Regions from separate parts of the Mus musculus genome. Here regions 2, 3 and 4 are each linked to region 1. A link is a loop called in an ENCODE intact Hi-C map of the cell type or tissue named here. Cell type or tissue: left cerebral cortex. All regions are shown on one strand. Region 1 overlaps Shisa9 (shisa family member 9). Region 2 overlaps Shisa9 (shisa family member 9). Region 3 overlaps Shisa9 (shisa family member 9). Region 4 overlaps Shisa9 (shisa family member 9).

The links. Peaks named below come from ENCODE experiments on the same cell type or tissue, not always from the same donor. Only the 100,000 strongest peaks of a DNase experiment are listed, where the experiment ranks them.
Region 2: a loop joins it to region 1, with 3 times the contacts of the local background. A loop is called at or near these places in 5 of 42 quality-filtered maps.
Region 3: it touches region 1 in a loop (5-fold over the local background); 3 of 42 quality-filtered maps call a loop at or near these places.
Region 4: a loop joins it to region 1, with 4 times the contacts of the local background. A loop is called at or near these places in 5 of 42 quality-filtered maps.

What each region holds. Positions count from the first base shown.
Region 1 is chr16:12,114,066-12,116,565 of GRCm38, reverse strand. The region is part of intron 2 of Shisa9 (shisa family member 9); the gene reads right to left. Among named protein-coding and RNA genes, the nearest start is that of Shisa9, 130 kb to the right of the region's middle. In left cerebral cortex, a CTCF peak has its summit at 1,272; DNase peaks (open chromatin) are centred at 1,139 and 1,360; H3K27ac peaks cover 863 bases.
Region 2 is chr16:12,195,563-12,198,062 of GRCm38, reverse strand. The region is part of intron 2 of Shisa9 (shisa family member 9); the gene reads right to left. Among named protein-coding and RNA genes, the nearest start is that of Shisa9, 210 kb to the right of the region's middle. In left cerebral cortex, no CTCF peak of the experiment used is centred here; DNase peaks (open chromatin) are centred at 259, 661 and 993; H3K27ac peaks cover 301 bases.
Region 3 is chr16:12,013,327-12,015,826 of GRCm38, reverse strand. The region is part of intron 2 of Shisa9 (shisa family member 9); the gene reads right to left. Among named protein-coding and RNA genes, the nearest start is that of Shisa9, 30 kb to the right of the region's middle. In left cerebral cortex, no CTCF peak of the experiment used is centred here; a DNase peak (open chromatin) is centred at 1,023; H3K27ac peaks cover 729 bases.
Region 4 is chr16:12,202,703-12,205,202 of GRCm38, reverse strand. All of the region lies in intron 2 of Shisa9 (shisa family member 9), which reads right to left. Among named protein-coding and RNA genes, the nearest start is that of Shisa9, 220 kb to the right of the region's middle. In left cerebral cortex, no CTCF peak of the experiment used is centred here; a DNase peak (open chromatin) is centred at 979.

The sequences.
Region 1 (2,500 bases):
TAAGACAAAGGGACATGCACATACACACACACACACACACACACACACACACACACACACACACACCATGATGGTGGTGGTGGTGGTGGTGGTGGTGGTGGTGGTGGTGGTGGTGGTGGTGGTGAGATAACATAAAACTTAGCCATCTTTAATATCTCTAATTGCTGTGATGTCAGTGAGCATACTCACACTGCTGTGTAACTGCCATCTACCCGTCTGCAGAAACATTTGCCATCTGTCTCTCACTCTCTGTGTGTCCTTGTCTCTTATTCTTCCCTTGCTACTTCTCCAATTCTTCTTCTTCTGTGATGCTTGGAGTCAAACCCAGAGTCTTGTGCATGCCAAGCAAGAGCCTTTCCACTGAGCCACACACCCCATCCCCTCCTTGTCATTCTCAAATAAAGAGTAAGCAGGGGTTTCACTTCCATTCCCAGGAACTTAAGAGCTCCGTGAAACGAATAGTGGTTGCTCCAGAAAGACAAGGATCAAGGTTAAGGGAGGACTGAGCTGAAGGGACACGGAACACTATCTGGCCCACCCCCTCTGGGGCCTCCACCAGAGCCCCAGGAATCAGCGAAGACTGATCAAGGTAGCACACACCTGTAATTTAGCAGAGAAGGCTAAATTAGGGGGATTTCCAATTCAAGGCCAGCCTGGGCTACCAAGCCCCCACAACAGGAAACCTTGTTTATTTACAAGTTCACTTATTCCCCTGAGCCTCCCTCTCCTCATCTGTAGACTAGGAAGAGAAACAACACCTGTGTCCAGTTTTGCTAACTGATAACAAAAAGTGGCAGCTCTTTGCTCTCTAGGTGTTAGCCAGTGTTAGCCATGAGGATTGCAGTACCCTGCATTCACTCCCCAGCCTCCTAGTGCAGTAGAAATCCATGCTCCTGGCCTCCTTAGGCAACTAAATCCATAGTAGGACAGGAAGCCTTCCCCAGCGGAGAAGCCCAGCCTACCAGGGCGAGTCCACTTCTCTGACATATTCCTGAGATTGCCCCTCCCCCAGAAGATACTGCAGACAAGAGAGAATCACCCCGAAAATCTGCCCATCAACCCAGAGTCAGGCCCCAATCTGACCAATCGCATGTGTTCCCACTGTGGTGGTTTCCTAGGTAACCAGCGCTTCTGTACCAACTCAGGGAGACTGGGTGCTGGGAGAGGAGAAGCTGGGAAGAAAGAAAGATCTGTGAGGAGACCTTCAGAGACAGGGACAAGGCAACAGGGACAGTCGTGGGGCAGGCGGGAGGACCAGAAGAAGGAAGGAGGGAGCCACCTCTGGCCATTTTTTATGCACATGCATGCACATGCAAGCACACACTTTTTTCTTTAAGGAAAAATGACTAAAACCATACTATAAAAAGGAAGATCCCAGATGGTAGGATTTCTCAGTGACACCCTCTCTCTTAGTTCATTCAAGCTGCTGTGCCAAAGTGCCATGTGCCAGGGGCTTGTAAGCCACAGAAACTTTCTTCTCACTGTTGTGGATGCTGGAAAGTTGAAGCCCAAAACACAGGCAGATTGTGTTCATCCAGGCCCCTTCCTTATAGACCCTGTCTCCTCACAGTAACTTCACATAACACAAAGGACCTCTCTTCTTAAAGGGAGCACCTGCTATCTCAACATTGTGGCTTTATCATTTGCCACAGACCCCACCTCCTGATGCCCTCATTATGGAGTAGGTTGCAAGAGAGAAAGGGTGGTGGAGCAGATCTTACAGACATTGCACCCTGCCTTGTAAGATCACACTTCAACAGTGAAATTCACATGCGTGTGCGTGTGTGTGTGTGTGTGTGTGTGTGTGTGTGTGTGTGTGTGCGCGCACACACACACACACACACACACAAGAGCCTTTTGCCACTGTGAGTCATTCTGGAAGCTAGGTTTCTCAATGGCCCAGTCACAATATTTGTTAGAACTTGGGCTATCTGCCAGAATTACTTGCATAACTTCCAGTGGGACACAGAGAGGATGAGGAAAGTCACCAAGCCCCAGTCCCCAGATGGGAATCAGCCTGCTCTGGCTGGCCAAAAGTTCATATGAGCCTTGTGCTTTAAGGAGACTATCACCACGACCCAGAGCAGCATGTAAGTAGGCTGACTGTCCTTATGTGAGTTCTCTCCTGGGAAACTTTCCTTAAAGATGGCAAGGCAATGGGAAAGAGATGGCCCCTCCACCAGCTCGGTTCTGGGAATCAGAACTCCAATCCTTCAGCTTGATTAGCCAGTGCTGTAACCAGTGAGCGAGACTCTCCCTTTCCCCACAAGCAGTATTTTCCCAAGCATCTCCGATGCAGAAGGCACAATGGTGCGTGGCATATTACACATGCAACATTGTATCTCTACAGAGAGTGTGGTCGGCCTGTTGCACAGATAGAGAAACCAAAGTGTAGGAAAGTGAAAGCAGCTTTCAATGGTAGGTACCACAGGCAGGGGAGCTGAGGCACAGGGAGGTAAAAGCATGAACACATGTGAGGCTCCCATGAGTTCAGTCTGGA
Region 2 (2,500 bases), 81 kb before region 1:
ATAAATAAGGTGTGAAGAGGCAAGGGCCAGGCCTAGATAATTTTTCACATACCAGTCTGCTCTTCAGTATTTACTAAGCAGGGTTCAATGTACAAGGAGCCTCAGAACTCCAGCTAAAAGCACACCTCCCCCATCCCCCACATTCCACCTCTTAAGCACAGCAGTAACTTTCCCTCTCCACCTCTTCTAGGACGCCTGCACCTGCTGCTCTGATGGAAGGGGTGGGGAGAAAAGGGTGTCGCACTTCCATAAGCCAGTCAGTCACCATCACTGGAGTAAGCGGGCACTGACGTCAGGAGTCAGAGCTGCTGGAGTTACATAATGCCAGAAGCTGCTTGAACGGGGACTAAGGACATATTTAAAACCTTGGGGAGCTAAAAATAGGCAAAAAAAATTTGTTTCCTCATAAACTTTTTAAGCTTTAGAATACACACACACACACAATGTGTGTGTGTGTGTGTGTGTGTGTGTGTGTGTGTGTGTGTGTGTGTGTGTGTTTTCCTGGACTTTGATTGTATGTGGCCTCAGGCAAATTTCACTGTTGAATTAGGATCTCAAGAAAATGAATATGATATCTGTGAGGGGCGGGGAGAGGGAATTATGTGTGTGTGAATGAGAATGTGGTGTGTAGGTGGGTGAATGAGGACATGTGCGTGTATAGGGAGTGTGTGTGTAAATATAGATACAGATAACAGACAGACAAAAATATAGAATAAAGGTGATCTGAGGTTTGCTGTAGTGATTTGGTATTGGCATGAGCATGAATTTGACTTTGAAGGATATGTGAATACCAGGTGTATCTATTTTGTGGGTGAGAAAGCTTTGTCACAGGTGTGTTATATATACTTGTGGCTAAAACACATGCGTTTCTTTGTGTTGGGGTAGGGGTAATGCTATGGGGGATGATGATGTAGCATTAAGGTGTTTGTAGGCATGTGCAAAGGCCATGTGAACATAGAGCACATCCTCTTGTAGATGTGAGTGTGAAGTGTATTTTAGTGAGTGTGAAGATTATGTGCTTGAATGGAGCTGAGTATGTGAGTATGTAAGTGTTTGTAATGTGCTACAGTGTGGGCAGAATAGCTAGGAGAGGAAGATGTGCGGTGTAAGTTGGAAGGATTACAAAGATGCGCGTGTGTGCATCACACACACACTCACATACACACAATGTCTGATATCAAGAAAAATGAACAGAGTTGTTAATGTCCTTTCCTGATGCTTAAAACATTCTAGACTGCCAGGTATGGTGGCACACGCCTTTGATCCCAGCACTCGGGAGGCAGAGGCAAGCGGGTTTCTGAGTTCGAGGCCAGCCTGGTCTACAAAGTGAGTTCCAGGACAGCCAGGGCTATACAGAGAAACCCTGTCTCAAAAACCAAAAACCAAAACCAAAACAAAAAAACCAACCAAACAAACAAAAAACACCATTCTAGACCTTCCTTGAAGCCCTCAAGTTATTTATGGAAAAGTATCTGAAGGTATTCAACAGGATATTAAACCATTATTCTCATCTGTTTTCATGGGACCCCAGCTTCTAATTACTCCTTTGGTCAGACACAAAGTACTTAGGTCAAGTAGCATTTCTTGGCACTTATGAGCCTCTCTTGTGTTCTGGTCTAGAGGCAGAATTATCAGAAGTAAAACCAAACCAAAGCAAAGCAGGAACTTACCTCGAGAGGAAATCTTAAAGCTTAAGGCTCAACTTATTCTCTCCCATAATGGTTAATAAAATTCAGGGTGACTCTAGTCAAAGAAGCAGGTAGGCTGATAGGCTGCTCTCTCTCTCTCTCTCTCTCTCTCTCACCATATGTAATGCTCCAGTCTTAAGGACACCCCAGCTCTGTAGAATAGCACCTGCTGCAGCCTCCCCCCACATCAGTCACCTCTATAGTAGATCACATAGATCCAAACTTCCTTCTCCCCAATCATTACTCTATTCCAGCTCCTAACTCCAGCTGGCATGCCCCAGAGACTAGTAGGCCACTCCAGCCAGAGAAGCACTGCAGACCCTCTCCTCTCACTCAGTTCCAATCCCCTGGTCTCACTGTAGAAGACCATCTGCTTCAGCCTCCCCCTGCCCCCACTTGGCTGATTATATACATCTTCCCCTACCTCCCCTCCATTCTGTTATTCTAGGCCCCTCCCCCCGACTCCACCAGGCTTTGTCTGGGAACCCTCAAACAAGCCTAACAAGTAGGCCAGTGAAGCAGATAGGCAAGCCAATGCTCATTCTCCCCCATCTCCTCTGTGTCCAACCCCTACTCCTCCCCAGCTCTGTAACAGACTAGCTGTTGTAGCCTCTCTCCACTCTCTGCTCCCACTCCCAGGGGACTAAGCAAATCCTGTGGGACACACCACTTTCCCCCTCCTATGGACCCCCTCAGCCCTGTCTCCTAGCCAATCTCAATTTCTAAGTGTCAGCTCCCAAAACCTAAGAAGTCATTTTCCTAGAAACTATAGTGTCCACAGTTATCAGGATTCTAGAAAAGTTTCCTACCAG
Region 3 (2,500 bases), 100 kb after region 1:
GTATTTAGGAACTGTGAGCAAAAGAAGGGAGCTAAGTGAAGAGAGACTTAAAAGAAGAGAAATAAAACCCCTTTCTCTCTCTTGCCTCCCAGAAACCTCACCAGGAACCCACCTGCCAATACCCTGGTTTTGATCTTCCAGTTTCCAGAACCATTAGGCAAAAATATTCTGATGGTTAAGCTATCTAGTCTGTAGGACATTGTTACAAAAGTCCAAGGAAAGTGAGGTGTCCACTAGAGAGTGAGGTTGAGCAGGGTACAGAAGTACTCATAAATGTTAACAAATGCATAGAATATTTCTAGGAGATTGGACAATAAACTTAGCAGGACAGAGGACATCCAACATCTGATCAATATTCTTGACCTTTTTCCTGCATGTACACATGGGTGTATTGAAATAGAGTACTACATTCATTTTTAAGAACATACTATGAACAAATGAACAGATGACTGACCAAAAAACACTACCCAAAGACCAAGGAAAGCTATCCAGGAAAACCCCAAGCTCAATGACCATCTAAAAGTCAATTCATAAAATTCCAACAAATATGAACACAGGTCACTGGCAATCTGCAAAGTCAGGGGATTCCTCACAGAGGATTTGCCAATCAGATGCAGGTACCTGAGAGCATTGCCTGTGATCTCAGAGTCAATGCCAGGGAACAGAATAAATAGGTAAGCCTTTCTGATCCCTAGTGAGGTCATAAGTCTGAAAATGGGCAAAATCATATGATGCCACCCAGGGCTACCAAGAAAGGGCTTATATCATAGGCAGAGAGCTGAGGCCAGAAGGGGCAGCTCCAGCCATGTGTCGCTCAAATTCCTCAGGATGGCTGTTTCTTTGGTTGAGCACCAGATGATATAACTAGCTTGTATTTAGGGGCCAAGTTATATGAAAAATGCATATCTTTAAATGCTAGAATCACACTCTGGAGCAGCTCGTGGGAAGTGAATGTGTCTGAGGCAGAAGCAGACTCATGTCTCCCGTCTCACTTCCAGCATATGCTCATTGTGTAGAAGGGGGACGGGAACACTTGAATTATTTATGTTACAAGCTCATACTCTTGCCCTCCCCCCAGCACCACCAACTCTCTTCTCCTCATCCCTGAACCGAGATCACAGAGTTGAATTCACACAACTGAAAGACACTTATAGCTCACTGTACTCCACAGTAAGGTAAGAGAATATGGCACCAGCCCAGCCTGGCTCCTCCTCCAACCACAGAAACCTAGAAGTTTATTGTAATCAGATCACAACTGCTCAAGCATCCCTGGTTTCCTAGCAACCCTCAAAAGGCTCTGGTGAAGGTTTGGAACAAAGACTTCATGGGAAAGGTAGTGGCAGCTGTGCTTAAGACTGCTGGAACACTTCTCCAGCTTATCATAAAGGTCTCTCCTAACCATCACCCCAACAACTCACAAGACACCTGTTAGAAAATGATTATCAGGCTCTAAGCAAGAGCTCCCAAAGTCTCACTTGTAAATTCTTTCATAAGTCTCTGAAGCTTTTCACACATCATTCTCTATAGATTCTCACATCCCGTGAATGTTCCCTCTGGCCAAGCAAGCATGTTCTCTCCATATCCCTACAAACACACTTCTCCATGTGCTCATGTGACTTCTCACACCTCTTAGCAGTACACTGTATGGCTAGTAATAGTTGGGAACACATAATACTTCCCTGATGATTATTTGAATATCTATCCTCATGATCATGCAAGCCAATTTTTGATGGAGACATGCTATAGGTTTCATGATTGTGCCTAAATAAAACCACAGGGAAAACACATCACCCCTGGAAAATTGCACTCCAAGGGTTGAGGCACTGGCCAAGAGGCCATGCAGACAGCATTGTCACGTTGGTGAAATTGGATGGTATGGGAATTACTGGATAGATGTCTAAGTCTAATAACACCAGACACAGGAAATCCAAAAGGAGAATGGGATTTGCTGGCTTCCCCTTTGAAGAACTCAGCAACCCATACTCTACTTATGATCATTGCAGTGGTTTCTTTCTGTATATTTCTTTCCATCCATATACTACTCAGTTTTGATGAAACTAGCAAATAAAACATCTACCTCCCTCCAGGCCAAGGGTTGAAGATGTGACTCAGTGTGGGCCAGTCAGACTCTCCTCTAGACCTTTAAACTTAAATGAGCACAAAGAGAGAAAAATTACTGGGTTGATTCACGCTATCAAGGAATCTCTGAAAAAAAATATATATATATATAGTTAGACCTCCTGGTCTTGAGCATGGTCACGTATAGGTCATGATCATAATTTTCCATCACTGTGACAAGAAGCAGCTTACCTTGACTTACAGTTTGAAGGGATATCGTCCACAGTGGCAGCAGGAGAAGGAGCTGCTCATGTTGTGATCACAGTCAGGAAGCAATGAATAAACAGGAAGTCCACTCACTTAAACAGAAGCCCCGCCTCCTAACGGTCTATAATCTTTCCCCCAACACCTCCAGCTCAAGACCAAGTGTTCAAACACACAA
Region 4 (2,500 bases), 89 kb before region 1:
CACAGAAAGAACTTGCTCTTGAGACTGGCCCCTCCATGCTCCAAGGAGACCACGTTAGACAAATAATTGCAGAGATGGTCAAGCAGATGACTATCCATGGCAGACAAACAGAGGTGGGGACTGGCAGGATCCCAGTGGCTGTTTCTGAAAGACTCTTCCCAGAGAAAGATTAAAGCTGTCCTCACCACCAGGTCCTGGAAAACTGGGAGAGGAGATGAATGGTCACCACCGAGCATGGGAGGGCCCTCACTAGGAGAAATCTAGAGGACAGTGAGAAGTGGTGACAGTAATCTTTGGGAACCTTTGGGAACCATCAAAAGATGAAACATGAACAATTTTATAAGTGAGCTTCTTATCACAATGATTTCAATGCCCTCAGCTATGTTTCCAATGAAACCTTGCAAATTGTATGTATAAATGCTCAGTTGCAGTTCTCTGCTTTATGTTTTGATGTGTATGCAATTTAGGGTCATGTACCTTGAGTATGCCTGACTCATCTACTTGCAGTGATGGATGTAAATAGACCCCTTGGGTCAACATACACTGATAGGTGTGCCAAGTTCATGGTGTACACAATTGAGTAAGGATTGAGTAAGCACACATTGAGGGCTCCATCAATGTGTGCTTACAGGATGACGAGGACATGTGTGTGTGCACAGAGTCAATAATGAGTTCTTATTTGGAGCTTGCTATGTGGTTGGCCTTATCCAAAACATGGTACACACATCACCCATGTAATCCTTCCAGCAGTTGTGGATACGCCCAATAATGCATTGTGGCTGTGCCTGGATTTCTATGAGGAAACCACAGGCTCAAATTGGCTGTCATTTTCTGCTGCTTAACTCAAGCTTCATGAATAGCACTAGGACTCTCCTGGACCAGAAGCAGTAGCAATGAATTAGAAGATAGATCATAAAGTCCTTTCAGAATACTATCTATGTAAGCAATCGCAGACACACAGCCTGTGTTTCCTGGATGTGTAAACACATTCCCACCACCTCAACTGCTTAAACAAGGCTCACTGTGGTTTGGCATCCCCACAAATACTTTTTTTTTCCTCTTTTTTTTTGTCATTTCTTTTTCAAAAACAAGATTGCTCCCTCGGCAACTGTTTCCAAGCACATTCTCTCATTCTGGGAGAGAGAAAGATGAAGCAGAAGGAGCCTCTTGTTACTATGCAGGGGATACAAAAGAGGTCGGGGAGGAAGAAAGGAGAAAAGTAAAAAAGCTAAAGACCCAGCAAGATGCGCTTTACCAAATGGAACTGACCAAATGGCCCCTTGAACAGCAAAGTTTAGCCTTGTCTTGCTATCTATCCTGACCCCTGCCCTCTCTCTCTTATCTATCATCTATTTATCTATCTATCTATCTATCTATCTATCTATCTATCTATCTATCTATCTATCTATCATTTATCTATCATCTATATATCTATCATCTATCTACCATCTATCATCTATGACCTACCTATTATCTATTTATCATCTAGCTAGCTAGCTAGCTATCATCTGTCACCTATCATCTATCTATCTATCATCTATTTATCTATCATCTATCACCTATCTATCACCTATCTATTTATCTATCTACCCATCGGAAGGGCAGAGGACATCTCTAAGGCAGTCTACCTGAGCTAATGAGGAAATCACAATTACTTCCCTTAGAGTTAAGGCATGTTGTTAGTGTCATGTTTGTCTTGACTTTATTTTGATACTACAGTAGCAAAGCTGGACCCAAGATGAGAGGTGATAAGAGCAACTGCCATTTCCTTTTTCCCTAATCTGTTTCATTCTGATCTATGCCTTTAAAACAATAAATAGGGGTTGGAGAGAAATTTCGGTCAGTGACATGCCTCCTGCTGCATGAGTACCTGATTGTAGTCTCCTGTGCTCACATCAAGCCACCAGGCCTGGTGACCTGACCTGTGTTTGTAGACCTAGTGCTAGGTGGGGGATGGGAGGCAGACAGACATCTGTAGCTCACTGCACAGTCTAGATAACCAGTAGCTCTGACTCTACAAAAGATCCTCTCTTGAAAAGAAAAGGAAAAAGAAAGACAGAGAGAGAGAGAGAGATGCTGATATTGACTTACGGGCTCCATATGTCCATGCCTGTCTACTCACACAGCATGTGCTCTAACCCAACCACAAACAGATACACTACACACACAAATACACATTTAAAAAAAAAGAAACAACAAACAAAAATTCATTCCAAAATTCTATGAGCTGGCCAAAGTAACCTTTAGAGGAAAGCACTAAAAATACCCATAAATTCCCTAACTCTTATTTCTTTTACATATAAGATAGCCATAGCTATCTTATAACATATTTCTCAGGTTTGTCTTAAATAGTAAAATGCGGGCTGGTGAGATGGGTCAGTGGTTATAGGAATTTGCCATAAGCCTGGTGACCTGAGTTTGATCCACAGAACCAATGTAAGAGATGGAAGATAAGAACTGCTTCTACGAAGTTGTCACTTGGCCTACTGCATTTGCATGT